Linked DNA regions of Homo sapiens: region 1 is linked to region 2. Evidence: chromatin contacts called from ENCODE Hi-C or POLR2A ChIA-PET data. All regions are on one chromosome and are shown on one strand. The core of a region is the stretch at or near the end of the contact, and the rest is flanking DNA. Distances in the headings are between cores, read along the strand shown.

The links. Hi-C counts contacts between places; a loop is a spot of excess contacts on that map. ChIA-PET counts read pairs that join two places held with the same protein, here RNA polymerase II (POLR2A). Pooled maps may share reads with other maps.
Region 1: a loop to region 2 is called in a pooled map, with 6 times the contacts of the local background. The contact joins the promoter of ADRA2A here to the enhancer-like site in region 2. A Hi-C loop is called at or near these places in 3 of 37 single-sample maps with no recorded cell type and 10 of 50 pooled maps. POLR2A ChIA-PET finds 5 or more read pairs at or near these places in 1 of 52 experiments (IMR-90).

What each region holds. Positions count from the first base shown.
Region 1 is chr10:111,074,300-111,078,487 of GRCh38, reverse strand. ADRA2A (adrenoceptor alpha 2A) reads right to left here and starts at 1,459. Exons shown (of 1, transcript NM_000681.4): 1 at 1-1,459. The coding sequence starts at 491. RefSeq lists a silencer at 1,447-1,496.
Region 2 is chr10:110,607,901-110,611,841 of GRCh38, reverse strand. No RefSeq gene overlaps it. Among named protein-coding and RNA genes, the nearest start is that of RBM20, 34 kb to the left of the region's middle. RefSeq lists an enhancer at 1-585. Within about 2 kb of position 2,026, at least 2 of the 41 ENCODE cell types and tissues checked have a DNase peak (open chromatin) inside an H3K27ac peak, as active enhancers do.

The sequences.
Region 1 (4,188 bases), core at 210-2,709, 470 kb before region 2:
CGGCGCGGCGTGCGCTTCAGGTTGTACTCGATGGCCTGTGTGATGGACCAGTAGCGGTCCAGGCTGATGGCGCACAGGTGCACGATGGACGACGTGCAGAAGAGCACGTCGAGCGCCAGGTAGATCTCGCACCAAGCCTTGCCGAAGTACCAGTAGCCCATGACCTCGTTGGCCAGCGAGAAAGGGATGACGAGCGTGGCCACCAGGATGTCGGCCGAGGCCAGAGACACCAGGAAGAGGTTTTGGGGCGCCTTGAGCGCGCGGCTCGTGAACACGGCGATGATGACGAGCACGTTGCCGAACACGGTGAGCAGCATGAGCAGGCCGGCCAGGCACACCAGCGTCAGCGTCACCTGCAGGGAGTAAGGGGTGGCCCGGGCGCCGCCCCCCGGCGCCTCGGTCCCGTTCCAGCTCGCGTTGCCCGCGTCCGGCTGCAGGGAGCCCATGGGCGCAAAGCTGCCCTCGGCCAACGGCTGCTCCTGGCGGAACATGAACGCGGGCGCCCGCTGGCCTGGGCCTGCTGCCAGCTGCCTTCCGGCCCGGCGCCCGTGGGTCCTCCTCTTCCTCCGGCGCCCCGCTCGCCTGGCTGCGGCTCACATAGGGAGGGGGCCGCAGGGAGGCCGGGCCCGAACTGGAGGACCGCTAGCGGCCCATGGCCCGGGTCCCGCGAACTGCGCCTGGCTCGCGCTTCAGACGCTCTCGGTGGGCGCCTTCTTGCTCCGAGCTCCTAATACAGCCAAGTTTTATTTCTAAGCGGCGGGAGAGAGTAGGGAGAGCCGATGGGTAAAGAGAGATTTATTCTTCAAGAAGGGAGAACAAAAATCATCGGTGGCCTGATAACTTGGAAGGATGACAGGAAATTAAATATATATATACATATCAATATCTGTATCTTGAATCTTGAGCCTGAGCGAAAGCAAGAGGTCTTACCGTGTGCGGGGCCCGCCCCCACCCCGGGAGGCAGCCGAAGGGTGCTGATGCGAGCTCGGGGGTCCTATGTCTGTCGCCTTACATCCCCGAAGCGATTACCGACTCTCTGGCTTCCCCCAGACGCTGCGGTTCTGGCCCGGCCCGGCCCGGGGCTGGGGCGCGGACTCTGCCGCCTCTCGGAGCGCCGCGAGACTTCCAAAGTTGTGCGCCCTGCTGGGGCTGGGGCACACTGTGCGGAGCTCCGGGACGGCGGCGGCGGCGGGGTGAGGAGTGTGGGGGCCGCATGAAGGCACCCCCGTCCTCAGGCGGGCCGGGGCAGGTGAACGATCAGCTCTCCAGGAGCCGCGACGGAGGCAGGGGTTCTCCTGGGCGTCCGCCTGGTGGGCGCCGAGCGCTGCTGGATGGGCCGGGGTCCGACGACAGCGCGAGTTGGGGCAGGAGCGCAAGGCGGGGAAGAAGGCGCTGGAGTGGCCGGGCGGCGGCACGCCGGCTGCTGGGCTTCTGCACCGAGCTGGAGCTGCTGCTGCTCCGCTGCGCTCACGGTGGACTCGTTTTATAGCCCCAGGATCAAGCAAGCGTTGCTGAGCAGCCGGCGTCAGCCCCCACGTGGGAAGCCGACCCTCCCCCGCCCCTCGCACCACCCCTCCGCCAGTCTAGCGCCCGCGCCTAGCGCTGGACCTCGGGGAGCGTTGCCCTCAGGCGGGACGAGCCCTTTGGAGAGGCGGGTACCTTGAGCTAGAGACTTAAAGAGGGAGCCCGGGGGTGGGGGGTAGGGGAGGAGCGGCCCCTGCTGGGAGTTGGCCATGCAGCTCCGGGCCGACGGAGCAGAACGCAACGGGCACCCGTGAGTGCCCCCAAGAAGCTGGATCTTGGGAGAAAAGGGAAGAAAAAAATGGAAGGGAATCCCCGCCCAAATCGAGGGAAGTAACCTCCGGTGTGAGTTACGTCTGGAGCAGCCCAGCTCCGGGCCAGAGCCGACGCGGTCCGCAGGTGCTCCTGGAGGCTGGGGAGAAAGGGGTCCTGGAGAGGGAGGAAGGCGCGGCTTCGGATGGAACCCCTGGGGCGGAATGGACAGCACCCACGGGGAAGTGGTACAAGCCGGAGTTCAGACCTCCGCTTAGGGAAGAAGCGGCTACGTGTCCTCCCAGCCGCGATGCTGTCTGCGGGAAACGCAAGACCCGGGGTCTGGACCGCGCCCCCTTAGACCGAGGTGGGGAGGGGTCCAGGAGCCGAGCGCCAGGGCAAAGCGAGGACGCACTGACACCTGCTGGCCGCTCGTGGTCACGGCTGAGAAGCGACCCGCTGACGCCAGGCGCCTCCTCCCGTCTCTTAGGTCTTCTGCCAACAGAGCCTTCTCCTATCTCCGAACAAATTGGTTTCTAAGCTCAGGAAAGGAGAACCCAGAGTTTGAATTGCACCCTGCCGTGTTGCAGAAATCTTCCTAAAGCAGATACTCGTGTGTCTACCCCTGGCGGGAGTGGGGGTTTGTCTAATAAAGTCACATCAGGAAGGGCTCAGCAGGCACCGCCGGCCAGAACGGGCATCCCACTCTGGACCCGCACAGCCCACCCTTCCTGCAGATCCGAGAGAGGCCAGGATCCTGCCTCCTTGGTTGCACAGCTCTGGCTTGCTGGGAATCATTATGTTTTTGTTGAGGACCGAAAGCTAGACTCCACTCCCGCCCCGCATCCCACCCCCATTCAGATGTACACACAGCATCCTTCAATAAGGGGAAGAGGGAGTAGAATATTTTCCATGTTCTCTCTGATAAGAATAGCGGTGGGGGCGGGGGGGAGTGGGTGTGCGGCGAATGGCAAGTTTTTCCGTGCGTGCTAGCTGTCCTAGGATAGATTTTAACGGTCACTAGAGCACTAGCTTGCACCCTGCTAGCTGCACTTTTCAGATGAGAGCAAGCAGTTTAATGGTAAAACCCAAGAGGGTAGGAAATTTCAGCAGGAGAGAGATTAGACTTAAAGGAATGTCGTCTTATTTAAGGAACCACTAAACCAAAATGCCTTGTGCAGTCACCTAAGTTGGAATTCCAAGGATGGAACAGGCTGCCTCTCTGTGCAGCCAGCTGCAGGCTTAGGTCTGGCTGGGGGCTGATGGCTAAATTAAGGGCCCTGAGAATCACCTTCATTCCCAGCTGATGTCTATAGCCCGCACCAGTGATACAGTTATTGGTGCTGCTGCTGTTCATGTAGTCTCAAAATCTGTACTTTCCAAAGTATTTCACAGAAGTCTCATTTGACTTCAGTACCTTTGTCTCCCAATCTTTGCCCTAATGGTATAAACTCCCTTTCCAGTGTTAGTTCTGAGGAGCCTTTCTAATCTCCCTTTCTGGACAATCTAAAGGAAGCTGAGAAGACAATTTCCTCGCTCTGTTGAGTCACTCATTTTCCATCTTCTACTAAAGTCTCTGCTCTGAGGCTCTTGGCAGGGGCTTTGGACATCGCCAGTAGGCTCAGTTGGAAACATGGCTACAGTCATTTTTGCACAGCAACTAGGAACCCCACACTTCAAGTATGAATACTAAGAGACAAAAATCAGAGCCCGTGGCAATCTGGGGTTTGCTGTGTTGCTGTTTGTAGAACTCGGGAACTGAGTCTTAGGAGACCATCACTTACCATCTGCACCCCAGCTTCCAACACACTGCTCTTCTTCCTAATTTCAGAATCAAAAGAGGAAATAAAAACAAAGTTTACAGTAATTATCTTTCTTGAAATTTCTGCTGCTAGCCTGTGTATGACACCTCTTGTCATATTTTCTAAATGCTTCCCAAACAGCCAGGTGGTTTCTTAATTCCCTGATTTGGAGTCTTTTCTCCTAAAATGGGAACAGGTCTTTTCAGAGCCAGGAACCCTGAGGCCAATACACAACGAATACCAATAATAACAAGTGCTGCATTTTATTAAGTACCATGATGTATGCACCATGTGTAGGGTGATATACATGGCCCCTTTATACACAGAGTTCTTATTCCTGTCACATGTTCCTTATCACCAAAGGTTCTGCCTCCTCAGTTTGTCACACAGGGTCAGTATCTCTGAGCTTTGAAAAGCTATGTGGACACCATTAATTTTTGCTAGAAGATTTCATGCTGTGCAAGCTGAGTGAGACATTGCTGAGCAGAAAGATATCCACAAATATAATAATTCTCAACCAGGCCTATAGATCAGCATTTCCTAGGAAGACAAAATACACTTACCAATGCCCCACCAGGGAAATTATTCACCAGGTCCAAGGTGGGATGCAGCA
Region 2 (3,941 bases), core at 777-3,276:
TGAGATGAGCTCTGTCCATCACAAGGCCATGCTCCACGGTCATGCCAGCATTCCCATCAGTGTCAAGGCAGATGTTGCATCTCAGAGGATGAGATTTAGCCTGCTGTGTGACCCCTGTGCTGAGGTACAGGGGCAGGGCTGTGTGTGGGCTCCCACATGCCTGCTCACCATGGGGATGAACCCTTTATTCTTAAGCAGTAGGGAAATGGGACTTCTGGAACAATCCTAAAGCACATAATAATCTCACATAACAGCCACATAATCGCAAGGCTACAGGGATTCTAATAAGATTTCTAACAAGAAAAGAAGCAAGTATTCCCTTCACTCTGTGAAAGAACATAAGAGACGCTGATTCGGAGTGTCTTGTTGGGGAGATGACTTAAAAATGATAAACTGAAAAGCAACATAGGTGAAGCTGTTTCAATTAAGGGATGCAAGGTTAGAGACAGAGCAAATGAGGAAAATTATAATAGAACAAACTCTTCTGGGTTTATATGAAGATTGAGAAAGTATAGAGGAAAAAACTGCTCTGAGGAGAAACAAGTAGGGCTACTGCAAGAAAGGACTGTGATGGCTGATATTGTCAAATTGATTGAATTGAGGAATGCAAAGAATTGTTGCTGGGTGTGTTTGTGAGGGTGTTGCCAAAGGAGATTAACATTTGAGTTAGTGGATTAGGAGAGGCAGACCCACCTTCAATCTGGGTGGGCACCATCTAATCAGCTGCCAGTGCAGCTAGAATAAAACAGGCAGATGGAAAGAGCAGACTTCCTGAGACTTCCAGTCTTCATCTTTCTCCCGTGCTGGATGCCTCCTGTCCTCTAACATTGGACTCCAAGCTCTTCAGCTTTTGAACTCTTGGACTTATACCAGTGGTTTGCCGGGGGCTCTCAGGTCTTCAGCCACAGACTGAAGGCTGCACTGTTGGCTTCCCTACTTTTGAGGTTTTGAGACTCTGACTGGTTTCCTTGCTCCTCAGCTTGCAGACAGTCTATTGCGGGACTTCACCTTGTGATCATGTGAGTCAATACTCCTTAATAAACTACCCTTCATATATACATCTATCCTATTCCGTCCCTCTAGAGAACCCTAATACAGACTGCAAATTTTGTTAACAAGATCCCATTAAACAGCTGCTGCATACCTTTCTAAGCAGCAATCCAACCTGTTGCAAGCACTAGGTACCTTGGCTAAAAGCATCCAATTACTGAGCTGCAGTTAACACGTAGCTCAAACTCTTGCAACAGAGAAATCTCAAGAATGTCACACCTTGACCATCTCATTGCTCCTGGAACTCTACTCTAAGAAACTAGAGTTTGAAAAACTAGACTGAAAAAATGGAGGGGTTGGCATGTGTCAAGGGCCCCCTCTAGTGGCTCTGGGAAAAAAGTGAAGTAATTACTGGGAGACAAAGCAGCAGCCCAATGATGAAGAAAGCCTCAGCCTTATCTACCTTTGCAGCCATCATTTCTAATTCTGAAGTGGTACGATAGATTCCTGTGTTTGAAGACCTCTCCTAGCAAAGGCCTCTGCCTCAGAAGTGTCAGGGACCTTTAGTACATTATACCTTAACTGCCTCTGTTAACTTAGTCCCAAATGATTTGCCTTAAACCCGTGTCCTTCAATTTTCTATGGTGGTGGGTTTTTTCCACCCATATGTAGTTCCATGTTTCCAGCCTTTACCGCCATCATTGTTAATTACTGAATAATTTTAGGTGTATATTTATAAAGCCAAAGCAGGACTTGTGATCACTGTACACTTTAATGTTTGATAATCAACTTTCCAGGCACTGATCTGAACACACAAGTATCCATGAGATAACATTCAAACCTTAATGTCTCTTTCCAATAATAGAGTTATACCAACCAATGTGAGGACTTGAGAGAGGAAATAAATCCATGTGCTTCTTGCAAACCTAATCGCTAGGCTGCCTCATGTCCCTGAGCAATTACTGGCTGCCACAAGGGCTCTTACACCCAGGAGACTCTGTGTCTAGGAAGGGGAGAGTGAGTGCCACATGGTGGCAGATTTATGGAGCAACGCTGGCATCTTTCATGCAGAAGACTGGCAGCCAGGAGTAATCCAGTCCCCCTAAGACACTGAGATAAGTGATCAGAGTGTACCTAAATAAGTGCAGTCTAAAGAAAATAGGAGGAGTGGGGAGGCAAAAGGCAAAGAAAACCAGAGATGGTGAATTGTGCCCTTAAAATCTGTTTCTCTGTGTCATGTGGAGGATCAATCAACACTGTACTATCTCTCTCCCATTTTCATAGTTAACTTGGGAGAAAAAAAGAGCTAATGTATTAGAGTCTGTCCTGCTTGCGAAGGAAAGCCAGGACTTGGTTCTGGCTCTGTGGGTTATTAAGCTGTGTGTGCTCATTTATTCATTTGGGTCACTTACCTAATCTGGGCTTCAGATTTCCTCGTCTATAAAATTAAGGTATTAAACTAAAAAATTTTGTATCTCTGGATCTAAATATATCCTTCAAAGTCCTAACTTAGAAAAAGTGGAGATATGAAAGCCACTTTATTTTTTTGAGATAGAGTCTCGCTCAGTCGCCCAGGCTGGAGTGCAGTGGCACAATCTCAGCTCACTGCAAGCTCTGCCTCCCGGGTTCACGCCATTCTCCTGCCTCAGCCTCCCGAGTACCTGGGACTACAGGCGCCCGCCACCAGGCCCGGCTAATTTTTTGTATTTTTAGTAGAGACAGGGTTTCCCCGTGTTAGCCAGGATGCTCTGGATCTCCTAACCTCGTGATCCACCCACCTTGGCCTCCCGAAGTGTTGGGATTACAGGCGTGAGCCAACACGCCTGGCCGAAAGCCATTTTTAAGACACGTTTTGTGAAATCTGAGCTCTTGCCAAAATAATATTCCTTCTAGAAATGTTAACCACTTTATCAAGAATTACTTAATGTGACCAAAATAAAAGCTGTAACACTTCTAGGCAATAGGCAATTGAAACAGATTCTGTTCTTACTTTTCCCGGATGAAAAGAAGAATTGTTTCTTCCAAAAGATAAAACTAAGGAAACAAGGATATCACTGTTCAATCTTCACACAAAAGGAGAGGATAATTTCCACCTAATTACATATAATTTTAAAACAAAAAAGGGCCAGCTGCAGTGACTCACACCTGTAATTCTAACACTTTGGGAAGCCAAGGATCACTTGAGGCCAGGAGTTCGAGACCAGCCTGGGCAAAGTGAGACCCCACCCCCATCTACTTAAAAAATCAGAAATCAGCCGGTGTGTTAGCACACACCTGTAATTCTAGCTACCTACTTGGGAAGGTGCCCTGAGAGGAACCCTTGAGCCCAGGAGTTGGAGATTGCAGTGAGCTATGATTGAACCACTGCACTCCAGCCCGAACGACAGAGTAAGGCCCTATCTTCTCTTTAAAAAAAAAGAGAAAAAAAAAAAAAGAAAAAAATACCAAGTAGGGAAGGAAAGATCCTCCTAACTTTTAACAGCAGGCTAACACTTTGCTGTTACCATTTAAACTGCATTAATGTGCAACTGGTTCCATTTGCACTTCCCTCCATTTAAGATAGCTGACTAAGCATAAATACACAAACCTGGATTATCAGTGTTCCAGGATAAGGAGATACGCCTAAGTAAAAAGATACAGAATGAATATTATTTCGTAAATATAACACTTTTTTTTTTTGAGACAGGGTCTTGCTCTGTTGCCAGGCTGGAGTGCAGTGGCATGATCATGGCGCATTGTAGCCTCAACCTCCCAGGCTCGTGACCCCTTCCACCTCAGCCTCCCAAGTAGCTGGGACTACAGGTGTAGCCACCAAACCCAGCTAGTTTTTAAATTTTTTGTAGAAATCGGGTCTCACTACATTGCACAGGCTGGTCTCAAACTCCTGGCTCAAATGATCATCCTGCTCCAGCTTCTAAAAATGTTGGTATTACAGGTATGAACCACTATAC